Linked DNA regions of Homo sapiens: all the other regions are linked to region 3. A link is a loop called in an ENCODE intact Hi-C map of the cell type or tissue named here. Cell type or tissue: HCT116. All regions are shown on one strand. Links, peaks and the distances in the headings refer to the core of each region. The heading gives the core; the rest is flanking DNA.

Region 1 (6,404 bases), core at 991-5,990, 1.1 Mb after region 3:
AGAAAGGGAAGCTGGCTGGCCCAGGAGTGCGTGACATGTGTTCTAAATCACTTCATTTTTTAAAGATGAGTTGAAGCTACATAAAATGGAACTGGACATTTTTTCAACATAGGTTTTCAGCTCATGTCAGATAGTCAGCTTGGTAACTGCCAATGATCAACATAAAAAGAGCCAGCACAACAGCTTACCATGTTTTATCTCATCATGGCCCTTAAAATGATAAAATGCACCTAACCTTTTCCTCATTTTGCAACATTGGACCCTCTACAACACAATATAATCTGCAGACCTATGAAGAACTAATTATGCATATAATAAGGTTGTAATTTCTCTCCAATATTATCACCAAGTTATCTTCACATTTTAAATGTTTCCTTATAAAATTTTCCATGGTATGTACATCATTTTTTTAAACTTATTTGCATTCAAAATTAAGGGTGCTTTTCTCAAACCTTTTCATTATTACCGTCTTATATAAATGGGAGGGCAATGTGATACTAAAAGGTCCAACAAAATAAGCATTATGAAAAAAAGTCTGTTGGGCAATGTTCTAACATCCACTTAATCCATAAAGACAAGTTCTCTCAGTATTGATGTAATATAGAATATATTCTAAGTTATGCAAGAACAAAAACTTCAAGCCTGAATGGCAACAACATTTCTATGTAATGAGTCTGTTTACACACACCAAATTTAAATATCTTGGGGTTTTTACTGGTGTCTTTTATAGATTAAATCAAACCCTAAGGATGTAATCAAATTAAAAGGATTAGTGTTCATTAATAAGATGGCAGTAATATTTCATCAAAAGTTTGCTAAGTCTCTCTCTGCAAAACCAATAGATAAAAGCAGGCAGTGCATAAAAGTGCCTATCTACTGCATTAGAACATGACAAAAATAATATTTCTTAACACTGCCAAAGAACCATCTATTTCTGAAGATCATACCAGTTTCCATTGCATAGGCCAGTAAGGGTCATTAAACACCAATGGGTCTCTGAGTCCTTCTTCAGAGTCAATGACATTGTAGACTTCACTCGGGATCTCATTTTCCTCCACACAAGGTCTGCAGGGCAAAGAAGGCAAATGAACTATGAAAAACATAATCACTGCTTTTACTGTTGCTTTTTTTGTCATAAAAATTCCATTTATTTAAATTCCATTAAAAAGCACATTTGGCTGCCGAGAACATAAATATACACTTTTATTATACTTAGCATTTTTCATTTAAAAAAAATCTGTCATTTGTTTAGATAAAAATGTTAAAATATTTCCAAACTACCTGTTTCAGCTAACCACTTTCTATGTGTTTGTTGCATACAATAAATGCTGGGAAAACAAGTGATTTGGAATGTAATTCCAAAGCTATGTATATATTTCCCATTAGAAGTTATCTGCTTACATTGATCATTATCCTTACTATGTCATGTGCATTCCACTTATGACTTCTCCCAACATACATCTCTTAGAAGAGTGATTTAAATTACTTGAGCTGTAGTGGAAAACATTTTTTAAAAATCTCATTTTTCTAATTGCTCTGATGTATTTAATAAATCATTAACTGAGAAAGTGACAGCACTAGGAATTCAGGGAAGCTTTTTAACACAATGTTCTCCTAAAGACAAAACTGTAATTCAGATAGTCACATCTGCTTTGCATCTTAGGGGATTACCAAAACCAAGTATTGGAGAAAATAATCAAGCAATGACATTAATGACATATCTGTCTTAGAAATACACGTAAACTTAGTAAAATGACAGGTGAGATAAACACTACCAAATAGTAGAAAAATTCTTATTTGTAAGTATACACAAAGCTTATAAACTAAGAGTATAAATTTATCAAGAATAGGAATTATATCTAATTTTGATATAACTCTAGACCTGTGCCAATAGGTTATTTGGGAATTATTTGCTGATTTGCTTCTAGAATCTCTCAATGAAACAGCCAAGTAGAAGCATTTGCATAAGAAGACGTGTTCAGAAATGTTCTCTACAGCATCATTTGCAAAAATAAAAAGCTGGAAACAAATTAAATCGCCATTAATATGAAATTGTTTAAATCATTTTATATTCACACAGTAAAATGTTATTTAGCAGCAACAGTAAATAAATGTGATCTACAAGTATCAACTGAATACATTTCAATCAGTTCAAAAATTGTAAGCAGAGTGCAGAAGGCTATGTACAGTATGATATCATTTATATAAAGTTTTAAATCATCCCAAAACAATTTTATACATCTTTTTAAAATGATACGTATTTAGGATACAAATCTAAGCACACATAGGAAGGCCTCTGAAGAAGGCAGGGAAGAGAATCGTTCTAGGAAGGGGTATAGAGGAATTCAACTCTAGTAATGTAGTCCTTTAAAAAACTTGGAGCATTTACGACAAAATTATAAATCTAACAAATCTAGATGGTACGTACATGCTATTCATTATATGTGTCTATTTTCTACGCATATTTGTACATAAGTGTATCTACAAGCATTTATGTATATATTTTCTGTAGACTTGTAGTATGTTATAATGACAAAACACACATACACAAACAAAACCAGTGAGGCCTAGTTGTTATAAGATGGTCTGTGCACATTGGTCCTACAGTGTTTACTTCTTCACAGCAGGGTGGAACCACTAGCTCCAAAGCCCACTGGCAACAAATGCACATTTTTGCACATCCATTTGTTTCAAATGTAGTCCAAATAAGTAGATTTTTGGCCATTTAGAGCCTGCCTGCTTTGCGCAACCCCACAAAACTGCACCTAACATCTGCTAACCGTAGATAAGATAAACCCTGGGTCTGTAACAGACCCCAAGCTTCTGCTGCCCTTAAAAGCTTTCCCACCCAGAGTCTCTCCATCATGCTGCTGAGCAACATCCTCTAGACTGACGCCTCCTTCTCCAAACCTCCTCTTCCCAAGAGTTCCTTTTGCCTCCCTCTCCTTTAGCTTGGTGGCCCCCTAATTATTGCCTTTGGGAAGGCGTCCTGCAATAAGGGACCTCCCCCATTTACAAAACCACCAAAGCACCACCCAAGTAATGCTTGCTGTGTGCTACTGCCACCTCATGGTCACATCTTTAAGAAAAGGACCATTATTTCTCCAAAAATGACTATTACTTGTGAGTTTTCAGAAAAAATGCCAGAATAAAACTTTTGGATGGCCACATAAAGGAATGACAGATCATCCAAGAAGAAGGTAGCATGGTATTCACAGAGGTGGCTGGAAAGCCCCAACCTGCCCTTGGTGCTGTGAAGCCCAACGCCCTCTATCACTGCAAGAACACACTGTCAAGATCATAGGGACAGCATTTGAAATGTGTACAATACAAAATCAAGTAGGAGAGGAGAAAAGGAAGCTTTATCAAATAATTTAATTTCAAAATACTAAAGCAATGAAAATAAAAATGGAATAAAAGAAAGCATAAAGCAATTCAAGTAATATAAGTTAATAAAATCGAAGAGAATTGTTAAAATACGGAATGAAAAATATCTATGCATAGAAAAATATGGTTATCATGATCCAATTGTATATTTCACATGTATGTTCATCTACATTTATGGAAGAATACTTAATAAAATGTGAAAATGAAACTGGGATCAAGAACATTTCCTTATGGTTTTCTGTACTATTTGAATTTTTTTTTACCAACAGCATGTACAACTTTTATGTTTAAAAAATATTTTAAAGACAAAACAAATATCAAAATATTTCAGATTTTCAACGTAATTTGGGAATCTAAATTTTTAAATAAAATTTCCAGTTTATGAAAATACATTTGTAGTCAATAAAATATTAGAAGGCTATATTTGTCCCAATGTCACAAATTTTGACCTCTGCTCTATATCCTCACAATTCTTCCACATATCATTGGAATACAGAAGACTGGGAATGTTATATCTTGCGTTACATCTTACAACAGATAAGAAGGGAGTAATTATTTCAGAGAAGTAGATTTCAATGTAAATACTTATATCTTCATTTTTGTGTCCCATTCAGTTACATTCTTAGGACTATCTTCGAGAGAGTATCTAAATATTTTGTGAACCTACACTGCTTAACTTTTCAGGAAATTTTTCTTTGTTGTTAGGTTCCAGCTCATTTGCTTAGTGCAAAATTTTCATATCCTTCTCCATAACTGATTCCTGAACACGTCGACCTGCACTAAGTTTATGTAGGTGATGCTGAGACACAATCAACAACAGGTGCTTTCCTCATCTTGCACATCCCTGAAGAGCACCTGCTGTCTTCAGAAATGATTTAAGTGACCCAGGCTTACAGCATCCCATTGGAACGATTATGGTTCTTATAACTGAAGAAAATTGTATGAAAGCTACATCTTCTCTGTTGGATTCAAATTCACAGAACTGCATAGCAGAGATGCAGAGCTCTAAATAGGATGTCTTATAGGAAAATGCCAAACTGGCTCCAAGTGATGATTCCTTTTCAATTTTTTGAAAATGGTAATGTTAACCATTGCATCATTACCTATTATCCTTCTGCTAGATGTTTTATAGAAAAGCTATACTTTGGAAAGTAGTATATTACCTCACAGTCCTACCAGTTTTTTTAACCATAAATGTGCATACACAGCTACTTCACAACTAAATGACACCAAAAAAATTTTTAAAATAACAGCACATGTACACTTTTAATTTCCTAACAAGTTTCTTTTACTTTTTTTCTTTGGAAAGTAAATGTACAGATTAAAAAATATAAGTTGGCCCAGGAACTATCTTTGAGACAGTCATGGGGAATAGTCTGCTATAGATAATGAATCCACAGCCATAATACAGTTAGAGGTTTGGAAACCTTGCCAATAACAAGCTGGTAAGGGCTTGCAGACTAACCTCAATGCATGCAGTTTTCAGGCATATAATAGCTGCATGGTTAGAAGCCACTTCACTGACTCACCTGAACTCTATTCTCCGTTTCCTTTTTATGCCAATCTCACAGCATGTGTTAGAAAATATTTCCCTTTAAAGGTACACAAACTTACTAACTATCCACCTAAGAGTGTACACGGATTTGCATCCAACCACAAACTCCTGCTACAGGATATTATTAAGGTTTTTTTAAAAATGTAAAGCAATAACACAAATTTTCCTCACTGTTAAAGAAAATAAAATTCATTTGAAATGATATTTTTGTATTCTTTCTTGTTATTAAACAGTACAAAAACAAATAAAAAATATGTATTCCTTTACAAGTTTTCATGTGCTAGTCCAGTGGTCAACAAATTTTTTCTGTAAAGGGCCAGATGGTAAAAAATTTAGACTTTACAAATATCTGTCAAACTATTAAACTCTGCTATTGTGGCAGGAAAGCAACTATAAATAAATGAGCTGTATTCCAATAAAACTTCATTTAAAAAAACAAATGCAGGCAGAATTTGGCCTTTGATTTCTGGGTCATAGTTTGCAGGTTCTAGTGCTGCTATATAGCATGCTTTTATGTGACACACTCTATACCTATCAAAATGAACATCTATAACAAGAATAAAGGAAAAATTATTCATTTCCTACTGAAGTATACAAGCAATTCATATTTAAACTAGGGCACTAAATTCCAGAAGGAAAGTAAAAAGTGGTAAGAATTAAATAAACACCATTTTTGGGGGGGTGTGAGACAGGGTCTTGTTCTGTCTTCCAGGCTGGAGTGCAGTGGCACAATCGCGGCTCACTGCAGTCCCTCTTGGGATCAAGCAGTTCTCCCACTGCAGCCTCCCAAGTAGCTGGGACCACAGGCTCACACCACCACACTTGGATAATTTTTTTTCTTTTTTAAATAGAAACAAGGTCTCCCTGTGTTGCCCAGGTTGGTCTCAAACTCCTGGGCTCAAGCTATCCTCCTGCCTCAGCCTTCCAAAGTGCTGGGGTTACAGACATGAGCCACCACACCTGGCAAATAAATATATTTCTTTCCAGCAGCTCTATTTTAGATCTTTCTATTTACTTTCAAATCTTTTTGTTGAGTGTTTTAAAAATAGTAATTGACGATAAAACCTGAGAGAGGGAAAACTAACACTGCAAAGGCCAGCACTGCTGACAATTGACTTCTTTGCTAGGTGAATTGGCCATTGACTTATCACACAAAAACAGAAATGAATGTTTTCAGTGAAGGCTCTAGAAAGTGTGTTTTTAATGAAAGTTTACTCAATAAAAATAAAATGTACTTCTTCCAAAACTTAAAGTCCAAAGTAAAAGCTTTCTAGAAGAGATTTCTAGAGTGCACAAATATTGGCTTAGCTCCATAAAACCATAGCACTGTCTGTATTTAATTACCAACCCATGAGCATTCTGACAGCCCCAATGCAGTGCTTAGTAAGCATTTTACCCACAGACAGCTTGCAGATGTACAGTAGTGCTAAAATTACAAGACTTACCATGACTTGTTCTGTCA
Region 2 (6,404 bases), core at 479-5,478, 270 kb before region 3:
AGTTGTCATTACCAGAGAGGCAGTTTAGTATGAAGTGGATGAATTGAACTGTGACTCATATGATTCTGATCAGGAACTACCATTTTGAAAAAAACCAATTAAACATAATAGCTAAAACGAGATTGACCTACATTGATCAGGAAGGTGGCCAAGAAAATAGATTGATTAGGTGTGGCCTATTCATTTCATAAATTTAAGTCTATCTTAATGATTTCTATCAAAATACCTTATAGACTTATCTTGCCTCATGGTCACTCCCAAATTTTAAAGAGATGGACAAATTTAAAAGAGATTTTCTTTCATGTGCTTCTGTCTTTGGATGGCTCATTTTTTTAAAACAAACAAAAGGCTTTCTTTTTCATGTACTCGAAGAGATGTAAAGTCTTTATTAGTGAAAACTTCATGACGGAAAATAAGTTGCAGCTCATTACTGTTTAAGCCTTTTCATCTTACTGGGCTTTAACGGTTTGACAATAAGGCTGTCCATGCACCATGGTAGCCCTGGGGAGGAAAGCTGGGGACCTGTTCCTACTGGCTGTCAGCATTTGCTCAATTTAGAGACTGTCAGTGAGGAAGGGAGAAGGGTGTGTGAGCAGGTCTGGTGCTCTGGTCCAAACAGAACACCCAGGTGCACCATCAGTTACCAGAGCAGCCAGCAGCCAGCCATGCCCTGGCTTGTCTGTTCCTGTGGTACCTCACTCCAGTAACACCTATCACTTTGCACCGTCAAGGCATTTCTCAAGCATTAGCAAAACCTCTTTGTTAAGAAAGCAGACATTCCTGTTTTTACTTCATACAGAGGGAGATAAAGGTGGACGGAAGAAAGAGATTCACTTCATCAACCGAATATTCCTGTGTTAGCCTTGGCAGAGGAGCCTATTCCTGAAAGCAGGAGAGGTTGATTTCTGCAGTTTCCGCATCCAGTTGACTAAGCCTTTCTTTTAACCAGGTGACAAAAAATACCCCCACATGCATATAGACTCCTATAACTTGTGGTTTCAGGATCTCTCTCTCTCTTTTTTTTTTTTTTTTTTTTTGAGACAGAGTCTCACCCAGGCTGGAGTGCAACGGCTCAATCTTGGCTCACTGCAACCTCTGCCTCCCAGGTTCAAGCGATTCTCCTGCCTCAGTCTCCTGTGTAGCTTGGATTATAGGGGCGTGCCACCATGCCCGGCTAATTTTTGTATTTTTAGTAGAGACACAGATTCACCATGTTGGTCAGGCTGGTCTCGACCTCCTGACCTCATGATCCACCCGCCTCGGCCTCCCAAAGTGCTGGGATTACAGGTGTGAGCCACTGCACCTGGCCCAGTATCTCTTATGTGACTTTGTCAGACCTACAGGATCACTGAAGCAGTCAAGATAGACACATGTGTGCATGTGCCCACCCATGTGCATATGATCTTGAGGTTAGAGAATGATGTTCACCCATGAAGTTCCAAATAAAAGAAGAGCAGACAGGGTCAAGGACGAGTTAAAGATGGTTATCTTTTGTGAAGTTCCTGAATTTACTGAAGTTTGTTAGTGTTATAGCCTGACCGTTCGCCTATGGAGTCTTCTCTTTTGTTCTTTAAAGAGGTGATGACTATACAGTTAGCATTGGTTTTCTCATCTGCCTTATGGCAAAATAATCTGTTCTACCTTCCCCCTTTCCACCCCCTTCCTCTGTGAGTACAGGGCCCTGAGATGTGGTAAATCGCCGCTGTCCCAGAACAATCCACTGCTCTGTGTACCCTGTGGAGATCAGTTTTGGTCATAGCTGGCGGGTGCCCATTAGCAGATGGACAGTTTTACAAGTGGCAGCATTACTTCATTTCTAGCCTGTTCAGTTCAGACCCTGCAGCAGATTTAATGACTGGATGTGTGATTGCTTTAGCAATGTGTCATTTTCTCTGAAACTGAATTTGTTTTAAATGGTGTTGTAAGGTTTCAGTAGTTGTGGTGTAGGATGTTGTCAATGCATAATTGTCATGAAGCCAAGGGAAATGAATAAAATGGGTAATCCATCCAATTCTTATTAATTAGTGATAGGTTTTTAACAATATCCAGGCCACTGCTCTTTGTCTCAGTGCAACCTGTCTTCAGTGCTGTCTCACTTACAACTTCAAGGCCAGGGGGCAAGTTCCATTTAAACGAAGCTGCATAGCATGTAGCACATTTATGCTGTTTACATAGTAGTTGGTTATTTTGATGAAGGCCTAGCTATAATTTCTCTGTGGTAAGGATGTAATAAGATAATATTTAAAAACTTTAAGCAAGTTTATATTTAATTATATATCTTACTCTGTCTTGAAAGTGGGAAAAACAGATACAGAAAGTACCATAACTTTAAAAAAAAGATAGTTCAATAAGATTTCAAACAGTTAAATATATGAAATTCAGAAATAAATGCATACTTCTGAATTGCACTGGATTTAGTGTATATTGTGACTCTAGGTCAGAGTCACAGAATTAATTTGGACTTTGGGAAATACCTTTATAGGAGAGGAAATTTGTCCTTTTGTTATGACTTAATAGCAAAGAAGCTGTATTGATGTTGCAAATATGAGTTGAGGTCAAATAGTTACAATAACTGCATCCATAGCATGGTTTGGTGACTGTGAAGGATGTTATGTCAGGTGGTTAGTCAACTGATGTCCATGTGTTGAACTGATTTTTTGCTTCTGTGTGTGAGTGAGTTGCACGAATGTAAACTCCTCTACGGTTTATTCAGCTTAGATTTTTCATGAAGCCTATGCTGTTCCTTATAACAGCCCTGTAATGAGTGGTAAGCCTACTATAAAAAGGTACAGAATGCAGTCAAAGTTTACCCTTGATGGGTCACCTCTGCAGTGTTGTGCTGCATAAAGATCTAGAAGAAACAGAAGGGTATGACCAAGGCAGTGGCTTATAATGTTATTCAGATTGCTCATGGTGATAATCTACCAAACTGAGAGTAAAACAAAACACCCATCCCTGTAGGAAATAGGATATTGTTCCTTTTAGAAAAGGTACCTAATTTTTTTCTTCCTTCTCTGTCCAGCAGGGGGTAGTCTGACACCAGCATTGTTTACAAAAGGCATTGAAAAAGAGCTCTCAATCTGTAGTCACTTAGATGTCTTCCACTGGAGGAAGAGCCATCCAAACCAGGACAGATCTTGCTAGCTTGATGAATCAGACCTGCCACTCAAACATAGCATTAGATGATATTAGCACAAAGGCAACGACTCAGCTATTTTAAACTGTGTCTTAACTGCAGATAAAAGAAATGAAAGATAGCATTTAGTTTCTTGCACAAGCATCTCATGTTTGGCAGATTCACATATGCTTCTACTTCCCAGGTGTGTGTAGCTGCACTACTTTATTTCACCTCTTGAGAGTCTGCCCTTTAAGGTTGTGATGTTGGCCCCAGAGCCACCACTGCTAAATCAAATCGTTGCGCTGATGGTGGATGTCAGCATAAAAATGGGAAGGTCTTCATCCTGCTCCCTTCCTGGCAGCCTGAACTCCTGATTTGACCGCTTCTCTAGTTAAAGACGAGATAGATCCTAACGTGCAAAACTGTTCTTAGGTGTTAGAAAATTGAAAAAGTACAGCATCTGCTGATTCCTACACAACAAAGTGGTATATATATATACATATATATATATATATATACATATATATATACATATATACATATATATATACATATACACACACACACACACACACACACACACATTTGAGTGTCTAGAATTGTATTATATGGAAGCCACTAGCCACACATGACTTTAAAATTTAAATTCACTAAAATTACATAAAATTGAATGCTCAGTTCCTCAGTTGCTCTAGACACATCTCAATGCTGAATAGCCACATGTGGTGGGTGGCTACTGTATAGGACTATGCAGGAGTGAAATGTTTCCCTCCCCTCAGAAAGTTCTGTTGGACAGAACTGGACTAGGGGCAGTGTGTGGATACTTATTCGTGGTCTTTAAACTAAACCTTCCCCCCAAAAAAATCCTCATGCTACTGTCTTAATTCGTCACCTCACCTGAGTGGGAAGAGGGATGCCTGCTTTTGCAGGGTCATCCAGTCCAACTCTCCCTGTAAACTACTGGCAGTGTTAGCATGGTGATAAATGTCTGTGTCTACAGGTAACCACAGTCCCCAAATGCCGCCTTCTTTGTGACTTCTTTGGTCAGATTGACCAAACACAGTCTGCAGGGAACATTAGTTTTTAAAAAAAGATAATTGGAAAGAAGGGAAAATAGGTTATTTAGCCTGGTACAATTTATTCACAGGTGGCATTTCTTCCACCTGAAGTGTTAGAAAAGATAACTGATCTTGGGTAAGAAAACATGCCAAACTTGGTTTACATTTTTGCAGTTATGGAAAGCTCCTCTCCATACTCATTTTTTAACTTCTCTCCCAGTTCCTTCATTCAAAATGTGAGGGTTTAAAACACTTGGATGGTGTTTAAAGGAGAATACTTATTTAAAACACTGCAAAACTGTTTACTAGCCTGAGTGCAAAGAAGTGAGACAGGTACAGTTAGTGCAATTATTGATGGCACTCCCTTTGTCTCTTAAAAATGTCATAGTATGGGTGATAAATTATATGGTTCATATAAATTACATGTTTTGTACTAAATCCTAAATGTATACAAATTGACTAAATTTAAGGATGCCCTCCTTGTTTATATTTTAGTTTGAATTTTCCTCTGAACTGCCATAAAGCTTACTTTCAACATCTCCAGTTCTCTGTTATCCCCTCTCTGCTCTGATCAAAAATTTATCACCCAGGAAGTCTCCTATCTCCTTTTAGTCCCCATTCCTATTCCTGTCTCTTCCTGGGACATCATCTTAAAATTCTGAAGGACGATACCATTATTACATTTGGATTTACACGCTTCTGAAAGAACATCAGTCTTGTCACCACGAGACTGTTCTTTTGTTGTGATGCTGATTTATTTTACAACATTGGCTGATTCTGGCCTTTTGTGCCTCAGTTGTTCCGTTTATTAAGTGGGAATATCTATACTTTAAAACTGCCTCATAGGAATGTGATAGAGCGAAATGTGTTTTTTTTTTTAGTGCTTTGAAGTTTCTAGATGAAAGACGTTGCCATAATTCAAAGCATTAGCTAAAACAGATACCAAATTGTTTTACATATGTATATCATTTAATGTCTTTAGATGAATTGCATACTATCCTTAAAAAAAATCCACCCCTTATGCCTTATTACTCACCACACCCGTGAGTTAGGAAAATGACAGTGGTTACCCATGCCCTCATGAATAGCTGGAAGTACTGGTTATAGGGTCTTCCCTTTCCTCCCAAACACCTGCAAGTAGAGGAAGAGAGGGCACATTTTCTCAGGGTACAATAAGTCAGCAGCCTCTGACAGAAAGGCAGCTGCCGAAAGCCTTGTCTGGGTTGCACATGATTTCATTTGCATTTTGATTTCTGTGATTTAACTGAAGGCACAGGTTGTCTCTGCCAAATATCCCTGGCCTACCAAGGGATCCAAGGTAGAACTGCCCAGAGCAGCCTGACTTATGAGGACTGCCACTGCAGCACAACCAGCGCATCCCTAAACATTTAGTAATAAAAAATCTGTTGTTCTTTAGTCGCCAGGATTTAACAAGCCTAATCCCTAGGAGAGGTGATAAAAATTCATTAATCTAATTAAATACTTCTTATTGCCAAAGTGACTTTGTAGAGTAGCTTTGCTGAAGGATAAGTGCAAAGTAAAATGGGGTCCCAGCAGAGAAACAAACGTTAGACTTGAGCAAGCTGGTGCACGCTTCATTAAACTCATAATTATCCTTTGGTTCTAAGTAGCTGATAATATTTAATGAGTATCCAAGATAATTTAAAGAAAATGTTTACTAATGAGGTACAAACAGTGCCATGGAACACGGATACCTAGGGTGCCATAACCATGTATCTTCCTGCTGAATCTTGTTCGTAGGGTCTTGAGAGGGAGACCGCAGGCATTGTGACAGGCATTTGAACCGAGTGAAATAAATTTCATGGTAAAAAACCACATCACTGGAAGCCAAATGTGTAGAAAGTTCTATGAGGCAGAAAGAATGCTGAAAGAATGCTAAGGAAATTTATTACTGGAATAGGGGTTTGGAAAAGGAAATATATTGAGCAAAGACCTAACGCCCTGAAACATGAGAAATAGTTGAAGAGCTTAAGTGTTTCAGATATTTGAGGAGCTGTCCCATGGAAAATAACTAGATTTGTCCTCACTGACATAGTAGCACAAAAAGAGGACCCATAGGTGGAAGCTCTGAGGGGACAGACATAAAGGAGAACTTTTAAATACTTGGGACTGACTGAAAGTAGAGTAGGCTTCCTTGAGGGATGATGAGTACCTAAACATTGTCCATTGACGATTTTGGGGAAAATATTGAAGAGAGAATCCTTGTA
Region 3 (6,404 bases), core at 623-5,622:
TTAATGAAATTTCCTGAATTGAAATTAAGTTGTTTTTACTAGGGTCAGCATTAGAGGTATTTCAGTAAATAGTTAAATGTTGCTGAAAAACCTGCTATCCTGGTGACTTCGTGATATTCCTGGGAGGGGGTGGGGGAGATGGAGGAAGGAAAAGAGAAATAAACTAGTAAAATTAGCACATCTAAAACTGAACACAATTTCTACAATTCTCTTTTGTTCTCATCTGTCTATGCTTGTCCATTTTCTTCCTTAAAAATGTAATCATGGTATCACCATTCTTTTGTCTTTTTTTCCCCCTACAGCCATTCAGGCACCAGTCATTTGCCTATCCTTTTCAAATTTCCCTGACTGACCACTTTGAGTCAGATCTACACCAGCAACCTCCTACCTAGTTAACCTCCCTGCTTTCATCCTTACCACTTTCCAACCTATCCAATGCACTGTGCCAACTCTCTTCCTTCCAGGAGCATTATTTCCATCGGATCTCCCCCTCTACGATGGCTCTTAATTGCCTTTTGAGTCTAATTAAAACTTCTTCCAGACCCTCTACCAATTAACTCCATACACTGTTTCCCTTAGCAGCCCTCTCATGCCAGGTGCCAGCTCCTGCTCCCCGGCCCAGCCCAGCAAACCTGCTCGCCCTCTGCCTTTTCCTGCTTCCTGCCTCACATTGTGCCAGTTCCCTTCTACCCAGAGTGCCTACTCCACTTCTCTCTTCTTTCTGCCAAAGCATTCTTCCTTTTTTGTTTTTGAGATTGCTAAATCACCTCCTAACTAACTTTGATTACTCTAAGGGTCCTAAAGTTCTGCATTTAGGTCTGTTCTTTTGGAAATGCGTGTGTCTTCACGTACCTGCATTATCGACACCTTGCAGGGAGCAGTGCCCACATATCCTGGTTCAGGGACTCCGGCGCTTGGCGAGAAGTCCGGCTCTTTGGGGCTAGTGGCTTGGTCTTTTCCACGACCTGGTGAAAGTTCCTCTACTGCCAAGGCCTTGGCTCATGTCAGACCTGCATTCTCCCTGGATGTTCTGGTTCCTGCCTTGACTTCCCTTTCCCGCCCGTAATGTGCGCTGCCCTGGAGGTCTCAGGCAGCCACAGCCCCCCTCTCCCCCCGACCCCATTGCGGTGGAACACCGGAAGGGTCAGGGCCCTCCAGGCGTTCGGAAGGCAACTATGTAGGAGATAGCACGGGCTGGGGCCGCTTGGGGAGGGGACTATAGGCTGCAGGTGGCTTCCCGGCAGAGGCCGCTTCCTGGTCTTCGTGAGGCGGCTTGGCCTGGGTCCTGAAAGGTGGCGGGGTGGCGGGGGGAGCCGCCAAGCCGAGGCCCCGCTGCTCCCCGAGGCCCCACTGCTCCCCTCTGTGTAGCGGCTTCAGACCCAGACCGCCTCTCGTCACCCCCGTGAGCTCCTGAGGACACGAAGTGTTCATAACTCTTGACCCCAGCACAGCCCAGGAGGCCCTGCGCTGCTCATGCGGCAAGAGGGAGGCCGGGAGGGCGGAAGCGCAGCCCTCTAGCCTCCCGCAGCGAAGCCGTTCCTTCGTCCCTGCTTCGGCCATCGGAGCCTGCCCGACACACACAGGAGCCCCGGCTCCCCAGACGCCAGGCCTGGCTGGGCGTCCCAGGGGCCCTCCGCTCTCACCCAAAGGGGTGCCTGGCCTAGGCAGGCTCTGCTCGAGTGGCGGAGGGACCCCCACATTGCGCCGGCAGAATGGCCCTTGGGGAGGTGAGAGGACTTTCCGAGTGGAATGGGACCCCTAAGCCCACTCTAGGCACCGGCTTTCACCGCAGCGCCACTCCCGGCGACTCCAGGATGTCGCGGGGCGCCTGTGGGATCCACAGCGTCCTGATTTCCAAGTCCAGGGACTGGAGGTGGCCCTGGGCCACTGGGGCTCTCTAGACGGGAGGCGTGTGTGGATTCGTGAAAAGCTGCGGGTGATTAGTGCTGCTGCTGTTTCGTGTGTGTGCTTGGTTTTAAGTGCATGAGCCTAGTATTCTCTTCCTAATCCAGGCTGCTATAAATGACACCACAGATGGACACTATAAACGTCAGGAGTTTGGAAGATGTTGAAGAAATGGAGTGCTTTGCAAGAGTACGGGGCTAGCCATCGCATCACAGGAGCTACAGTCGCTGCAGTCACTGGTATGTGGCGCCAGGGGCCCGACTGATCGTTTCAGCTACAAGTCAGGACCTGAACATGCTAAACACAAAATGTCTCCTGAGTGGCAGCCCCAATTTAAAGCTAAGCAGAATCGGTGGTGCCTTCCCTGGATAATGCAACTGAGATGACTGTCCTGCATTTCTCTTCCCCCACACAAATAGACGTAAGGCTATATGGTTATTTTTAAGTTAGAAAACATTTCTTAAGCCGGGCACAGTGGCTCACATCTATAATCCCAGCACTTTGGGAGGCTGAGGTGGGGGAATTGCTTGAGTTTAGGAGTTCCAGACCAGACTCTGCAACAAAGTGAGACATGGTGGCACATGCCTATAGTCCTAGTTACTGTGGAGGCTGAGATGGGAAGATCCCTTGAGCTCAGGAGTTCAAGGCTGTAGTGAGCTATGATTGCACCACCGCAATTCAGTCTGGGCGATGGAGAGAGACCCTGTCTCAAAAAACAAAACAACAAACATTTCTTATTAGTCACAGCAAAGACCTCCATTGGAGTTGGCAACAGTAGTGCTTCAGGTTGGATTTGCGGTAATTTATACAATGCTTTCATATACATTATTTCATCCGAGCCTTACTTCAACCCTGTTGCAAAGTTTAAAAAGGAATATTATCCACATTCTGCACATGAGAAAACTGAGATCTGAAGATGTCAACTGACTTTCCCCCGTTGCTGGTTAGTAAGCATAGAAGTATAGACAAACACATGTGTTCTGACTGCAAATCCTTTGCCCAGTTCCATTAATACTGCTGGGATCTGCCTGAAGTCCATGTCCTTTCTCTTCTTCTCCTTGTCGTGTTACTTTGGATAAAGGCGGAGGGAGAAAACAACATTCATGGTGCAAATGGCCCATAGTATGGGAGGACAAATGCACTGGGCTCTGAGGGAAGCAAAGTTCAGCTCCACAGGCTGAACTGATACCTTTGGTGGGAGTTTCTAGGGGAATGTTTTCCCTAGTCTGGAAAATTCTTCCATGGATGAGTTTCTGTTCAAGTGATCCACTTTTTAAAAAACTCACTTTTGAGTGGTAAAACTGAACAAACCTACTATAGAGCAAGAAGTGTCTGATGAAAACTGGGCTGGGTTAAAATAGCATTTGCTGGACTCCATTTTTGCTGATTGAAGCATTGTACCTGTTATTAACCGTGGCTTCTAACCTGGTATTCTGGTCTTAATGCCTGCCAAAAGCTGAGGCTCCTTAGAGAGACTAAAGACTTATCTGCTACAGCCTCAACATGTAGGAACTAAGGAACTGGGGAAGTGATTCTTTCTTCCTACCTTTGGGAACTTTTCTGGTATAGAACGTAGTGTCTTTTCTGGCTAAACTTTTCAAATATCTACTCAGGAATTACCTAGAACTAAATGTTTAGAAACCCTTGTAGGGGTCATATGCGTAGTCACCTTCATAAGTGTTTGCCTAGGAGGGGTTGAGGGAAAGAATGTAGAGTGAGGAAGGAGAGGAGTAAGGGGAAGGAGAATTGGATCTGAAACAAAAACAGTTGTGCTGACTGGGAGGCTGTAAAATCAAAGGTAGTTCCGAGCCGATGCCACTGTGGGGCGCCAAAGTTCTACTCGGCTAAGGCCCGCCGCTTTCTTGGGTGCGAGGACAGAAGTCCTGGAGAACAGATGCACTGAGGGAAGAGAGCGGGGAGGAAGGAGGGAAGGGAAAGGAAAGGAGGGGTGGGGCTAGGGTGTCCTTTATTCTCCAGTTAAACTCGCCTGGGAGACTTTGTTACATAACAAGTCTGTGCGTGGGGGAAAGAAGACTTTGTTAGACGGAAAGAAGGAGGGTGTGGGGAGGGGGTGAAGCTCTTAGAAAAGAAGAAAATCTCGGAATACTGAGTTGACTTGGGAGCACAAACGGTCCTCGTGGCTTCAGAGACGCTGGGGCTTATTCTCAAACTGGGGCCACCACCTTTTTAAAAGGGCTAGCGAGGAGGGGAGATAGGTTTGGAAAGGGTACCTTCCCCGACCCGCCACCCAACACATACAAACCATAGACCCCGCCCAACCTCCCGGCCCCTGGCCCCACTTGCTACCCCCTCCTATGCCTGGGGGCTGCTGCCTCCACGAAGCCGGGCTCTTTCTCCTCCGGGTAGCCGCGGCTCCATCTGCAGCCCCCGAGGACTCCTCAGCCGGGATAAAGGGCGGCCTCCCCCGCCTGCCAGCGCCCAGGATGCTCAGCCGTCAGCTGCGGGGAGGCGCTGATTTCATTCCGGCGCGGCTTTCGCTGCGGGCGGCGAGGGGCGGACAGGCCGGGGCCCGCGGGGCGGGGCGGGACGGGGGAGGGAGGCAGCGGCCGCGACCTGGGGAGGCTGAGCGCCCCGGCCCCGCCAGGATTTATTACATCCCAGCCACTGGCAAAGGTTAGGAACGCGCATTTGGAGACGGGATAATCCAAGTTTAAATATTAAAAGTAAAAGCAGAATCGGTCGAATATTTACCTAGAGACTGAGCAGATCAGATCTCCCTTTGCGAGGGGAGAGGACTGTGGAGGAGCCCGGCTCCCAGGCCCGCGGCTCTAGCGCTGCGCTTCCCCAGTGGCATCGCCTGGGACGGCCAGGACCCACTTCTGAAGCTTCCTCAGACTGTGGTTAAGGGGGGCGGACCGCGGATCCCCTCGCTCTCCCAAGTCTATCGGAGTCGGTGGGGCTTGGTCCAGATCTTCTGCTTTGTATATTCTCTTTTTTAAGGGCCTCCCGGACCAACACAAAAGGTGGCGGAAAGTACGTTGGATCAATAGCAAAGATTGTTATTTAGATAACGAATTAATCTCCCTGTTATAGTACTTTTTGTAGTGAACTTTGCACCCCTTTCATAAGAAAAAGGAATTTAGAGAGAGAAGAAAGTCTCAAACAGGATTAAGGTTTTAATTACAATTCCCTATCGAAATAGTATGTTTGATGAGCTGATCTTATCAATTAATAGTAACATTAAAGCACAAGAAACAGATTCACGGAAATATGCTTAAAGGAGCCTTTAAAAAGTAATCGCACTCGGGGAACTAGCGGGGCAGGCGGCCAGCGATGCTGCGTCCGAGCAGATTTCGGAACCCCCCTCTGCTCGGACTGGTCCAAGCGGGGCGCGCATCTGGGGCGCAGGATGGGGCGGGGGCGGCGGGCACGGCGCTGGGAGACCAGGCTACGCTGGTGGGAGGGAAATAATAAATAACAGACGCCTCTTCCAAGCCGAGGCCCACATCAAAGTTGGGGCCCCACAAGGGCCGTGCAGTTCACTGCATTTGGGTCAGCGTTATATTCCAGGGGCAAATAAAGTAATTTGAACATGCACCAACAGTTTTCCATAAAATACGAGTTAAAAGAAGTAATAGAACTAATCACTGTCTCCTCAAATCAAGTAGAAAACATTTCAATGCACTAATTAGAGTAATTAGAATAATAAGCCTCTGCCTATATGTGGTAAGACAATGTGTACAAACAACTTTATTTAATGTATACTGGTAATCAGCGATGCGTGCCTGCTTGAATGCTTAGCGCAATAAAACTACCCTCCGTCCGCCCAAACAATCAAACACAAATTAGTTTAATGATTGTGCCTGCTGAATGTCTTAGAAATCTACAGGCAGAGGCGAGTAAATAGAAGCATCCTTGTTTGCGTGCGACCCCGCCCGGGCTGGCCGCGGGGCCGGGTGAGTGGCCGCGGGCGGGTGCGGCGGGAGCAATCGGGAGGCTCCGCCGAGCCTGCAGAGGCCAGGCCCGGCGCCAGCACAGACCTGCGCCCCGCAGGAGCCCCTGCTGCTGCCCTTGGTCGCCTTCCCACTCCTCTCCGGCCAGCTTCCCGCCTCTGCGGCCCTGCGGTGCAGTTCTGGGCCCCAAACCCGCACATCCCCAGCTCGGCCTCACCTCCTCCGAGAGGCGAAAGGCCGCTTTAGAACTCTCCCACCGCCCGTTTGCGACGCTTTTCAGAGCTGAGTGATTTCCTCTCCCGGGGCGACTCCTTCCAGGGGCCTCGGAGGGCTAAGGGGGATTTCTGCGGGCCCTGAGAGCCCCCAGTTCGCGGAGATGGACTCTAGGCCTCCAGTACTGAGGCGCGGCCCCTCACTTTCCGGGCCCTCAGCTCTGGCTTGAGATGCCGGGGTGCCCAGAGGGTCTCCCGGGCTCCCTTCTCTAGGGAACTGACTTTAGGCCCAGCAGGGGAGTGGTTTCCAGGGGGTCTAAGAATTCGTTTTCCCCCGTGCTTCAGCTCTTAAAGAGTAGGTTCCTCTTCATTG
Region 4 (6,404 bases), core at 469-5,468, 790 kb after region 3:
CTTTTTTTAAAACTGAGAAGTGTTTAGAAGAATTTGATCACATGATCTTTTAATAGAATCAGAAGTAATATACCAGCTGGTGCATATCATTCTTTCATGATATTCTAAGGGAGAGTTCTATTCTGATTTAATTTTCTTGGGAATAAAATATGTATATTCAGATTTCATGCAAGTCAATTGTCCTTAATGGACAAATGCTAATGATAAATTTAAAGTACAACATTTTTGTAACATTTGTAAGTTAAAAATTTTAAGAAGAGTCATACTAGTCATTTTTTATCCACACTAACACAGAAAACAATATTGTGAAAATTCCCAAATGAAAGACATTGCTATCGCTTTTTCCTCTGCAAGATTATCAGGTTGATATAATGACGTCCTACTGATTATTCACCACAGACCTTCCAGCAGGATAATGCATTCTTAAAATATGAACTTGAAACTAAAATATTAAATATGCATTTCCTCCTCCTATAGGACATGTTGAAATGCCACATGCTGTTGGTGAGAATGACCCATAAGTGTTGGATTTTCTCCCCCTTGCTCTTCTTTTCCAGAAACAGTTAGTGCGGCGTGCAGTGAACCAAATCAACAATGTGATTCAAGCTGTCTCCGTAGCTTCTTGGCAAAAGAAAGATAAACTATAAAAACTCCCCTCCTACAGCTTTCAGCTCTTGCTTCCCACACTTTAACATCTTCTGTCACCTCTGGCGCTGTTAGTGACCCATGCTAAGCTAAACTAAAGGATGATAAGTTTGCTGCCTCTGCCCTTGTCCTGAGGGGCTGCACATTATCCTATCAAGTATCAGTAGCCATTTCTGTGGGATATTTGTCACCCCACGAAGGCCTTTGGAACAAATGAAATGGGCAGCGAATTACAAAAATGTCATTCTCTAAAGGAAATGGATGAAGGCTTTTGTTCTCCAGTAATAAATAGATGCCATAGGCTTATAACACTATTTTTATATTAAATTTGACAGGGTTACTATTTCTAGCTCATTACGGGAACAGCTTGAAAACTATTTCTTTCTGTACTTTAAAAAATAATGCTGCTTCCCTCTTTTCTTCCTAGTAATAAATATAAACAGTATCTGGCAATAGATACTGGAAATCATAGATCATGATTAATTTGAAGTAACTTTTGCTAATGTTTGTTTTAAAAACATACAAAAACCATTTTTAGGGAGAGATTTTGGACTATAAATGAATTATGTAAGAGGTACCTATTAATGCATTTTAAAAGTCTGATTTATATGTATTCCTTCTTTCTTTGTAAATCACAAATATATTACTTCCTTTTCTCACTTTTCTCACACATTATGGTTTTACAGGGCACTGTGATAAATATGCCATAGACAAAGGTCAAGCAAAGGATAATAACTCAATTCCTTAAATGAAAGCTTCGAAGTAAATCCTCTGTGTTTAACAGCAGTATACAGGGGTCAAGATGACAATGTCCCAGACTTGAGAATAAAATGTGTGTTAATATCTTTGAGCATCAGTACATTTGTTAAATGGGTATACTTGGACTGACATACTTAGGTTTTCTTTGAAGTAGAACTTTAGCGAGATACCTAATTCATGATAATAAATTAAATACCACCACATATTTTTAAATAGACTTAGATTGTGTAGTTTATCAGGTTGAACTGAGTATTTTCATGGTAATTATAAACTATTCCCAATAAAATAGGCATCTTTCTTCTACAGCTTTACCTACACAATGATTTTGGAATTGAGCTACCTTTTACTTACTACACTTATTTTGCTAAATAAAATTTGTAAAATAAAGTATTAAAAATAATTCATTGGAATTTTTCAGTGATAGTTAATTTGGCCCAATAATGTATTGATGAAGACTGTTAATAGTTGTGAAAATTATTTAATAGTGAAACAAATGATCTAGACTCAGATTTTCTGATTTTACATCTTAATCATAGCATCTGGGTTGACATAATGTTGAATGTCTTAAGTTTAGTCAGTATATATGTCCATATTTTTACAGAATTGATTAGCAAAAAGAGTAAAAACTGGTCAAACCAATTCTAATTTTCAATTTTTTAATTTTTCTTTGCTTCTTAACATGAGAATGCATGCCTAGCTTTGTGAACTCTCTGATTGTATAAGCTGCGATAAAGGCACTAAGGAAGCCGAAAGTTCTACAAAAAATGTCAAAGCATGTCAGTCCACATCTATCCCTTTAACACATGTATTGAGGCTCAAGGGTAATAATGTACATTTTAATTTTTAGCCAGATCACTGTCATCTTGACTCCTGTATACTGCTGTGAGCTACCCAATACCCATCCTCTAGTGTCTTACTTCTGACAAATGAGTCTCCATTTCTTGAACTAAGAACTCTTTATCCTTAAACATTTAACTTCCTTGGCCAAAGCTAGTTAGTGATTCTTCCATAATAAGAGAGGGGAACGTGTTTGAAAAATACATAGGAAGAAAACTATAAGAACAATATCTATTTTGAAGAATGAACTTTTCTCAAAAAATGAAGTCTAAAAAAGAAAACCCCATTTTTCTTTGCAAGTGGAAAATGATGACTGGTGTTCTCCATGTTTATGTCACACGTATAACTGCTAAGTCAAATATGGTAGATTAAAAAGACTTTCATTAATTGAAAAATTATTAAAACATTTTAGTTGGTTATCCAGAAAGTTGGAGTGATTTCTTTTCTGTTGATCTTTAAAAACAGAGTAGACTTCATTCTATATTATTTTATATGTGCTGTCTCATCCACAAGAAATGAAATGTAGAGTATATATGATCATTTTGTCATCTGAATACTTATCTAAAATTTGGCTTCTATGTTTACTTCACTTTTCAATTCAAGATATTTCTCAAAGGCCACCAGTTTTCTCTTATCCCATGTAAAGAACATTTTTAAATAAATTGATTTTTATCTCCTTGATTTGTATTCTTTAACGTAATCAACAGGTTTAAAACTGAGCTTCTTATTTCCCAAAATATCTTCCTCCTGATTTCCTCATTGTTACACCCTAGGAGGCAGTAAACAGAAACCCAGAGCACATAAGTGGTGTTGTGGGAAAGACCATAGGAAAGAATGCTATACTTTCTTCTAAGAAAAAAAAAGAAATGACAATAAGCAAAAAGAAATGAGTTTCCCCACCTACTGGTGAAACTGAAGATTGTTCAGCCACATTTGAGACAAGGACTTCATTTCAGAGTAAAAAATCAGATATGAAACTGTATAGACCAGCAAGATATGAAACTGTACAGACCAGCAACCACTTGACAGCCTGTGGAGCCTATAAGAGCAGAGAGAAGGGCCAAAAGCGTATGGCGGCTGCAAAGCCATATGGTGGCCTAATGAAAGACTTTCTATATCCAGGGCTTTCTTTATCTAGTTGACTGGTTGATGGGCACCCAGGATTAGCAGAACAGGGTGGGGACTAGGAGCAGTTCAGTGTATTTTAGCAGTTCTTTGATAAGTTAATGAATTAGTGATCTTTTTGTGAATTAAATAAGTTACTCTGAGATAAGAGAACCTGTCTTTATATGCCATGTTTTATGGCAGAGAGGGCAGAAAAAGTTACAATATAGCAATCTGGGAATGTTTTACAAAATGAATCACTTGGAAAACTTATTTTTATTAGTGTCAGATCATTTACATCAGAGACACTTGTGGCACTTGAACATTTAATATGACTAAATCTAGCTAATTATTCTTCAATATATGAGAAGAGGAAATATATGGAAAACATAAAAAGAAAACAATAATTTAGAGTTTGAAGAACTAAATTTCCTAGAATAATCGAGTCTAAAGAAAAAATATAATTTTTCTTGTTCTTCTTTTTAACAAATGAGAAGAATAGCAGGTTAAATTAGACTTTCTTTCATAAAACAGCTATTAAAACATTGTAGAAATTTTCTCTAAGTTTGAGTAACTTCCTTTTATGTTGATCCTTAAAAGTAGAATAAACTGTATCCTATTTAGTAAATTCTCTTCTGTCTCATTATGCACACTTCCCCTTTCAGCTCCTGTGTAGTCAGTTAGCTAGTCTTCTTAATTTAGATTTTTCAATATTTCTAGTATCCATACATAATTTTAAATTTCTATCACTTTTATTCTAGCTTAGGTCCTCAGTCTCTTTCTTTCTTAAATAGATTGCTTCCAAAAAAAAAAGACATCCAAAAGTGTTAGGCTCACCTCCACTCTCTCTCCACTCCTACTGTGCAGCATTATAAATGAGTCTTCATAAATTCTCCCCCACCCAACAAGCCTCAAAACAGTATAGTATGACATTCAGACTACTGCATCTCTCATGATCTTGGTGAACTTGGCCAGGTTGCTTAATATCTCCAATACTTTGTTTATTCAGAAAAGCAGGAGAGGCTGGGTGCAGTGGCTCACATCTATAATCCCAGCACTTTGAGAGACTGAGGCGGTTGGATCACCTGAGGTCAGGAATTCAAGATCAGCCTGGCCAACATGGTGAAACCCAGTCTCTACTAAAAATACAAAAATTAGCCAGGTGTGGTGGTATGCACCTGTAGGCCCAGCTACTTGGAAGGCTGAGGCAGGAGAATTGCTTGAGTCCGGGAGGCGGAGGTTGGAATGAGCCTAGCTCATGCCACTGCACTCCAGCCTGGGCAACAGAGCGAGACTCTATCTAAGAAACAAAACCAAAACAAAAATGCAGGAGTAATAATATAATAAATAGTACTTCCTTCAAACTCTTGATATTTTGAAAGTACTTACATTTTTTGTAAAACAAATTCCAAGCTTTTGGTCATAGTATGTGCCCTTCCAAGACAGAGACTTTTGGTAGATGTGTTACCTAACAACACCTAAACAATATGAAATGCAAAATATGTTATCTGTGGAATATGTTGACATTTAGAACATGTATTCAATATTATTTAAAAACTTTTATTTCTAAAATGATTTATTTTTCTTTAAAATCATTGTATACACTAGCTTTATCACTTTATATTTATATGCATATGTTATATAAGTGGTTTGAAAGTATAAGTGGTTTAAAAATCATGTACATTGGAATGGATCTAGGTGACTTCTTTCTATACACTGTTTTCTAAAAAGATGGAACTAACAGGTGTTTATGGAATCTGGGAACCGTTTTAACTAAGACATTCAAGAATTAGTGAGATACTCTAAACACAGCTACTTTAAATGCCTTTTTTTATAGCAACATCAGTATCATTTTCGTTAAGAACACTGTAACTACTGCATTTACTCATTCCTGGGGAATAATCATGAAGGTTGATTTTTATTGTCATCTTAATTTTCAGATGATAATATTAAAGTGGAACCACAAACTAATGCTGTTAATAACATCTAGTAAAATGAAATGTCGTTTAAACCCATAATGCACAATTTTAAAAGGGAAGCAAACTACTGATTTTAAATGGTAGGGCATGTATTGATAAAAGTTGGCTCAAATGACTAATCTTTTTAAAGTTTACTTTCCAAATATAACTTTCAGCTTCCACACAGCAGCTATCATTCGTTAAAATTGCTTTGCAAGATCAGCCATGAAATGTGTATTATATATACATTTAATATAAACAGAATTCTTCAAGTCATAATATATTAATTAGCTACATGATAGAGCAAGGCATGATTAGATTACTTATCGAACTAATTTAATTTGTACAGTAGCAGCTAATTTAAAGGAAGCATTCTGTTTTCAAGCTTGTTTTTAGAAATTGTTATGTAAAAATTATTAATCTGGGATTTGAAAACAATCTTTCTCCCTCTCTTTCGGAAAGATAATTTGTGATAGAGTACTTCTATATTTGGTAGCTAGAGACAGAAATTTTTTTAAGGATAAGAATAAACTAGATGATGAAAAACCTTTGGAATAAAGTGAATCCTACTTCCTAAGATTAGCATCAGATTTTTATCTCTTTATACGCTTTTCAGGATCTTTTTGAAATCAATGGGAGATCTATCCATTAGGGTGGGAGAAAATACACATAAAGTGTGTTGCTGAGATACACTCAGAACAAATAAATGGAAACTAAATCCCACTTCCCACAGCCAAACATGTTTGTTTCTATACTCATCTATCCCTAAGAAGCAAATATTCCACTGGGTCCTAAGAAGCAGATCAGAGACAGAGTAAAGTAATAAAGGTCCTTGATCCAAATAGCAAAGTGGGCCTAAACTTAACTATTACACATAAAGACAGGGTGGAAAAAGTATTTACCAGATTACTAATACATTTTGAGACTGATGTAAAAATGGCCATGAAGAGGCTCACTGAAAAGAACACATAACCCAATTGCTTTAATGCTGACAGATAAGGAACAAAACTTTGTCACATAAGAGAGCTCCAACTGAAGATAAAACTATTCCACAGTTGTTACAGATATATTTTACAACATGTCTAATCAAATAATAATATC
Region 5 (6,404 bases), core at 825-5,824, 1.7 Mb after region 3:
TCAGACTTCTATTACAGTGCACTCTTGGCATTTCCTGTATTTGTCACTCACTGATTTCTTTATGCTTAAATAAATTATTATTATAAGGTCTTAAACAACTAGGTTCTGGTTTAAAATAGCAGGTAATCATTTCTTCTTATCCAGACTGAAAAAGCTTGAACTTTCAAACTATTGAGCAGGAAACATTTTGCATATTCCCGGGGATATTAGCTGCTTTTCAAATCCAAAAACACAAAGTGGGTGCACATTTCCAACACAAGTGTGGTTTGGGGTCAGTGTCTTACCCTTAGTTGAAACTTGTCTTAGCTGTTTTAACTCAACCTTGGAGGATGTAATCTATAGCTTTAAAATTTTTTACCTCACAATGGTTTTTTTTTTTTAATTAATTATTCTTTTTTTTTTTTTTTTTTTTTTTTTTTTGGAGACAGAGTCTCGCTGTTGCCCAGGCTGGAGTGCAGTGGTGCAATCTCAGCTCACTGCAACCTCTGCCTCAAGCAATCCTCCAGCCTAAGCCTCCCAAGAAGCTAGGACTACAGGCACATGTCACCACGCCCGGCTAATTTTTTGTATTTTTAATAGAGATGGGGTTTCACTATGTTGCCCAGGCTGGTCTTGAAATCCTGAGCTCAGGCAATCCACCCACCTCAGCCTCCCAAAATGCTGGGATTAGAGGTATAAGCCACTGCACTCGGCTTTTTTTTTTTTTTTAAACCTAATGGATTCAGAACTTTGAGTCCTATCCCCACGTTAGCTCATACTTATACTCCCTGGTACCTCAACGTTTTGTTGTGGAGAGGTCAAAGGTGGTTCACATTTGTTGGCCTTTCTCATTATTGCCTTGAATACATGTTTTCTAGCATCTCTTCTTATAGTCTTTCCTAATGTTAGAATTCTGATGTTGCTCCTGGCCCTTCAAAAGACACAGCTACATGTGGCTTTTCCAGCCCCTTTTCTTAAGCTTTCTGAAATTCCTTTATTTTATTTATTATTATTATTATTTTTAAATTATTTTGAGAAAGTCTTGCTCTGTCACCCAAGTTGGAGTGCAGTGGCACAATCTCGGCTCACTGCAACCTCCACCTCCTGGGTTCAAGCAATTCTCCTACCTCAGCCTCCTGAGTTGCTGGGATTACAAGCGTGTACCATCATGCCCGGCTAATTTTTTTGTATTTTTATTAGGGAGGGGATTTCACCATGTTGGTCAGGTTGGTCTTGAACTGCTGGCCTCGAGTGATCCACCCACCCTGGCCTCCCAAAGTGCTGGGATGAAATTTCTTTAACCTAAGTAGAAAGAGAAGATAATTTATCAATGTTTAATTCACTTAAAACTTGTGTATGTGTAGGCGCATAAGGGTGCATGTCTTAGTGTGTAAAAAGAAAAGTGGGCTTCAGAGTCAGATTTAAGTTCAGATGATGGGGCCAGCCCTTTCTAGCCATGTGACCTTTGGGCATATTTAGCTTTCCTACTGTTAGCTTCGTCATCTATAAAGAGGATTAATGATACCTATCTCATAGAGTTGTTCCGATTTTAAAAGAATTTAATTAATTTAAGGAATTTCTAGCACATATATAGAGGTCGATCAGAAATGTTACTCCTTCCTAGGGAATAGGTTTTAGTTAGTAAATAAAATGGCTTTTTTAGATATGGTGAGCAAAATCCATCCTACTCAAGTACCATAAGTTATTTATTGTCTTTTGAAACCAATATACTTTGAAAAAGCTATAAAGGGCAGTAGAAATGGTGGTATTATTTTACATGGATTCCACTGTGTAGAAATGTACTGTGAACTTTGCTATGTTGATATAGGCAGTTGAGTTAGTTGCCAGATAGATTTTAGTGGTTTGTTATTTATCTCACTCTAAGATAAAGGAACTGAAATGGTTCTCTAGCCACTAGTTCAAGTTGAAAGCATCTCAAGAAGTTTTTACAGAGAGGACATAGCAGATATTTGGTTAGCTTTTATGAGAATTGTTTACTGTATACTCTTTCCCCAGCCATTTGTTCACTTGTTTTTTGAATATTTCCTGTAGTATTAAGTAATATCCCATAATTTTCCAGGAATTCCAATGTAAAGGGGCTCAAGGCCCTAATGTTATACAGTTTATACTTAGAATTTTTACTCACTCTTGGGTAGTTATGCGAAATATTCTAAGATGTGATCTTATAACCAGCTTGATCTTTTTGTGGGATTGCTTTAGATACACATGCTAGTTCTGTGTTTTGTATAGTTCTTTCATGTTATCCACTTCCCCTAAACTGTTTAAAAACATCAAACATCTTTTTTAAAGTACTTAATTATTTTTCTTAGTGGAATGCTATCTCTATTAAAGGAAGTCTTCTCCATAATTTCCATTGGTTATTTTTTGCTGCTTTCTGTATAATTGAAAAAAAAATGCAAATGTAAATGTATCCATGCATTTATGTCTACTCAGTTGATCTGGCAGTAATATAAACAGAAACAGGAATAATAGCATGGTTGTACATTTAGTTTTAAATAATCATATTATCAGTGGGTGCACAACATAAATGCCTTCTGTTCCACATCACTAAGAAGATCTCTTATTTCCCTCTCTTTGGTAACCTCAATTTCCTGCACGTTTCTATTAAGGTCTAGAGATATCTAAATTTTCGATTGAATTAATCAGCAAAGGTGAGTAAATGATTAATCAAAATTTGAGGCAGTATCGAATTATGTTTTATTATTTTATGAAGAGCAACTTGTTATTGTATATTATTGCCTACCAAGTGAGAATGATTATGAATCTTTTGGGACCAAAGTAGTAAGATTGTATCTAGCATAGTTTTGTCTACTACACAAGGCCTGTGTCTTCTAAACAAGGAAAGTATTTTAATTTAAAATACCACGCATAAGCCAGTTGTACTTACCTTCCTCTTGGTACATCCATGTCCTAAAGCCCTCAGGAGAAAATTGTTTTAAAAATTGTTTTCATGTCTAGATTTTAAGTAAAAATCACTTGTCATGTGTGAGTTGCAAAATGCAGACCTTCATTCTGAAGCTGCCTCTTTCTCATTTGGATCTGACATATTAAAAAGCATATAATTAATGGTTGACATTAGTAGTTAACATTAACTTTATGATGCTTAATATGCCATCATTCATCCATCAAACAACCAGAAATGCATAATGTCTTGGCATAAAGGTTTTAATTATATAAAATGTTTCTCATATGATATAAATGGAAAAAGCTCAAAATGTACTTTAAGAAGATTTTTGTAAGCATTTATTAAGGGTGTTAGCTGTATTTTTATTTCTTTTTAGGAGTATGCATCAACAATTGTGTCAGGAACTTCAAAGGGACAATGTGGACCTATTTGTACAGTCTTCATTATCGGCTAAAGAGCGCCACCTTGCTGCAGTTGCCAGTGCACTGTGGAGACATTTCTTTTCATTTTTGAAGAGTCAGAGAATGTCACAGGTAGTGCCTTTCTCACAACTTGCGGATGCAGCTGCAGGTCAGCATTAATTATTAATTTGCTAATTTCTCTTTTTGCAGACTCTTTGTCAGTATTTTCCTTTATTTTCTTAGTAACAAACTCTTGTATAGCAAACATTTTGTCAGCCAGAAAGATGAAACAAATTACATATTAATAAATTGGGATCCTTTGGCTTATTTATTGCTAAAAATTAAATGATTATTTACTAAAAATAAGATAATTTTCTATCCTGAAAATATTGAATATACATAAGCTTTTCTTATGCATGTAATATTTTGGAAGGTAAACTAGCATTTGATTACGTGTGATTCAAGTAGTTTATTTTCAAATTGTATGAGCAGATACATAGGTATAAGATGAAGTTAATTTGTGTAAAGAGCAAAAGAATATAAAATAAATACCACTTCAATCCCAAGAAGATGAGATCAGAATGACACTGAATATATAGGATGTTATTGTTCTGACTTCTACTAGATTCTACTTTAAGTTGTAATTTTTACTTAATTTGATTATTAACCTAAAGACATGTCCTTAGGCTTTAAGGGACTCTGGATCTCATGAAATTATAGGTAAGAATTTGAATATATGCGCATATATATCATTTCTAAGAAGAGGCCATTGTCTTCTCAAGGGGGTATTTTGCTCAAAATATGTTAAGAAGTATTGGAATAGACAGTGATTAGTATGGTAACTCCATGTACTTGAATGAAGTCCATTTAAAGGTATTTAATTTATTTTTAAATAATAGTTTTAAAAACCTAAGATTTAAACCAATATTTATCCTAGTGTATACGAGGAAAACTGAGCTTAAAGTGCTGTGTAAAAGACTAATGATTTAAATTTGAAAAGATTTTGAATTCTGATAACACTTCTATAATTAGGACTTTACGATGATAGATTAAAGAATTGTGACAGGACAACAATTTTCCAACTACTGTAATGTCTATGAAAATAAATATTGATATTCAGCCAGTTTAAGCAGTCATTAATAGATGATATAACTTGTGTACATGCATCATCCCAACTGCCAGTCAACAAAAATAATAATGCATCAGTTCAGTCAGTGCTGTCTTAGATGCTGAAGATAAATGGTATATAAATAGAAAGCAAAATATGTGTACTTTGGCTTTGATTTGAAATAAAGACTTGATAGTTTAGGAGAGAATGATTTTCTTCATTTAAAAAAAGTTACTGAATACCTAGTTTAATAGGCATTGGAGAGATACTAATGGAGAAGAAGGACAAAAATACTTGTTCTGATGGAGCTCATAATCTAGTGTTGGGGCATAGGAAGACCACTAAATGAGTAAATAGTGTAATGTGTGGTGATAAATGCTGTGGGAAAGAGTGGAATATAGGATAGGAATACAGAAGGCCAGAGGCAGTTGTGATTTTAAATAGAGTGGTCAGGAAGGCCCAAGTAAGTAATATTTGTGCAAAGAACTGAAGGAGATGAGAGACCATGCTTTGCAGAAGTCTGAAGGCAAGAACATGTCTGGTGTGTTTGAGAAACTATAGGGAAGCAGCAAAGGCTCATGTGGAATGAGAAAGGGAAAGAGAACTAAGAGATGGATCAAGAGGTAATGGAGAGCTAGTTTGTGTTCTGCCTTGTAAGTGGTTATAAAGACTTTTGGTTTTACTCTGAGATTGGAAGCTGTTGAAAAGTTTTGAGCAGAGGAGTGATAAGAGTCCTCTGGCTGCTAGGTTGAGGCTAGACTTATAGGAAGACTAGGCAAGGGGAAAAGCAGGAAGGCAGTTAGGGAACTATTGTAATAACCCAAAAATGAGCAGCTGTGGCTAGAGTGGTGGCAGTAGAGGTGGTGAGAAGTGGTCAGGTTTCCCATCTGAAGAAAGTATTTTCAAGGTAGAGATGACAGAATTTGCTAAGTGGGTAAGATACGGTAACCAAATAGATAAAGAGAGGAATTAAGGGTAACTATAGCCATTTGCTGAGATGAGGAAGATTGAGGCTAGAACAGATTTTATGAGGGAAGATTAACATTTTTGGTAATTTTTTTTAAGATGTTCATTAAATCCAAGTAGGCATGTTAAGTAGGCACTTAGATAATGATCCTAGAGTTCAGGAAGAGGTCCAAGCTAGAGATTTGAAGTTGGAAAGCATCCATATATAAATAATTCTTTAAAACCATGAAACTGGATGAGATCACCCATAGAGCAAGTATGGATGAAAAGAAAAGTTTGAGGACTGGGCCTTAGGGTATTCCTTTGTTCAGATTTGTAGGGTCAGGAGAAACAAGAAAGGAGACTGGAGAGGAATGAAGGTAAGTTAAGAAAAAGCAGGGAAGTGTGGTGCCGTGGAGCCCAAAGAGAGGAAAGTGATCAACAGCTCAGTTTCTATAGATGGATCAAGTGAGATAAGGTCTGAGAATTAGTCATTGGATTTAATAAGAGGGAAGTCACTGGTGACCTGAAAGAGCAGTTTGTATGTAGTGGAGAGGCAAAGGCCTGATAGAAGATGATTCCAGAGAAAAGGTGAAAAGAGCAATTCCAGACTGCAAATTTAGATTAATCTTTTTGAATATCACTGTTTAAGAGAAGTAGAAAAATGGGGATAGTAGCTAGAGGGGTCAAAGAGGAAGGTTTGTTTTTGTTTGGTTTTTAAATAACATGGGAGACATTTCAGTATATTTAAAATGCTGACAGGAATGCTCCAAAGTGAAGGAAAATTGCATGGTACAAACAAAGTCACTTTTGTTTTAGTGCCCAGATAAAATGGGATCTTATAGAGAACTTGGCCTCAGTTCATCTCTAGTAGCAGAAGAGAAGGCAGAATAAGTGAGCCCAGATGAAGGCAACTGCGTAAATGTGGTAGCAGCTTGTGATAGTTCTCTTCTGATGTTTCTTGTTTCTCTGTGAAGTATTAAGTCAGTCCATCAGCTGAAAATGAGGAAGGGGCAGAAGGTGCTGGCTGTTGATGAAGAGTGAA

What was found. Peaks named below come from ENCODE experiments on the same cell type or tissue, not always from the same donor. Only the 100,000 strongest peaks of a DNase experiment are listed, where the experiment ranks them.
Region 1: a loop joins it to region 3, with 5 times the contacts of the local background. A loop is called at or near these places in 16 of 110 quality-filtered maps.
Region 2: a loop joins it to region 3, with 4 times the contacts of the local background. A loop is called at or near these places in 36 of 110 quality-filtered maps.
Region 4: it touches region 3 in a loop (5-fold over the local background); 18 of 110 quality-filtered maps call a loop at or near these places.
Region 5: it touches region 3 in a loop (3-fold over the local background); 19 of 110 quality-filtered maps call a loop at or near these places.

Annotation. Positions count from the first base shown.
Region 1 is chr6:97,702,348-97,708,751 of GRCh38, reverse strand. LOC101927314 (a long non-coding RNA gene) reads right to left here. Exons shown (of 5, transcript NR_110757.1): 4 at 6,388-6,404; 5 at 1-1,065. Among named protein-coding and RNA genes, the nearest start is that of MIR2113, 320 kb to the left of the region's middle. In HCT116, for the core only: a CTCF peak has its summit at 3,064 (motif pointing left); a DNase peak (open chromatin) is centred at 3,051.
Region 2 is chr6:99,116,246-99,122,649 of GRCh38, reverse strand. No RefSeq gene overlaps it. Among named protein-coding and RNA genes, the nearest start is that of MIR548AI, 5.2 kb to the left of the region's middle. In HCT116, for the core only: a CTCF peak has its summit at 3,024 (motif pointing right); a DNase peak (open chromatin) is centred at 3,049; H3K27me3 peaks cover 1,952 bases.
Region 3 is chr6:98,843,289-98,849,692 of GRCh38, reverse strand. LOC124901364 (a long non-coding RNA gene) reads right to left here and starts at 2,684. Exons shown (of 2, transcript XR_007059690.1): 1 at 853-2,684; 2 at 1-119. RefSeq lists a silencer at 1,267-1,486 and an enhancer at 1,597-1,716. In HCT116, for the core only: a CTCF peak has its summit at 3,744; a DNase peak (open chromatin) is centred at 3,732.
Region 4 is chr6:98,051,419-98,057,822 of GRCh38, reverse strand. No RefSeq gene overlaps it. Among named protein-coding and RNA genes, the nearest start is that of MIR2113, 30 kb to the right of the region's middle. RefSeq lists an enhancer at 1-1,665. In HCT116, for the core only: a CTCF peak has its summit at 3,142; a DNase peak (open chromatin) is centred at 3,109; H3K27me3 peaks cover 289 bases.
Region 5 is chr6:97,183,568-97,189,971 of GRCh38, reverse strand. It overlaps MMS22L (MMS22 like, DNA repair protein), which reads left to right. Exons shown (of 25, transcript NM_001350599.2): 15 at 3,282-3,475. Among named protein-coding and RNA genes, the nearest start is that of MMS22L, 96 kb to the left of the region's middle. In HCT116, for the core only: a CTCF peak has its summit at 3,381; a DNase peak (open chromatin) is centred at 3,381.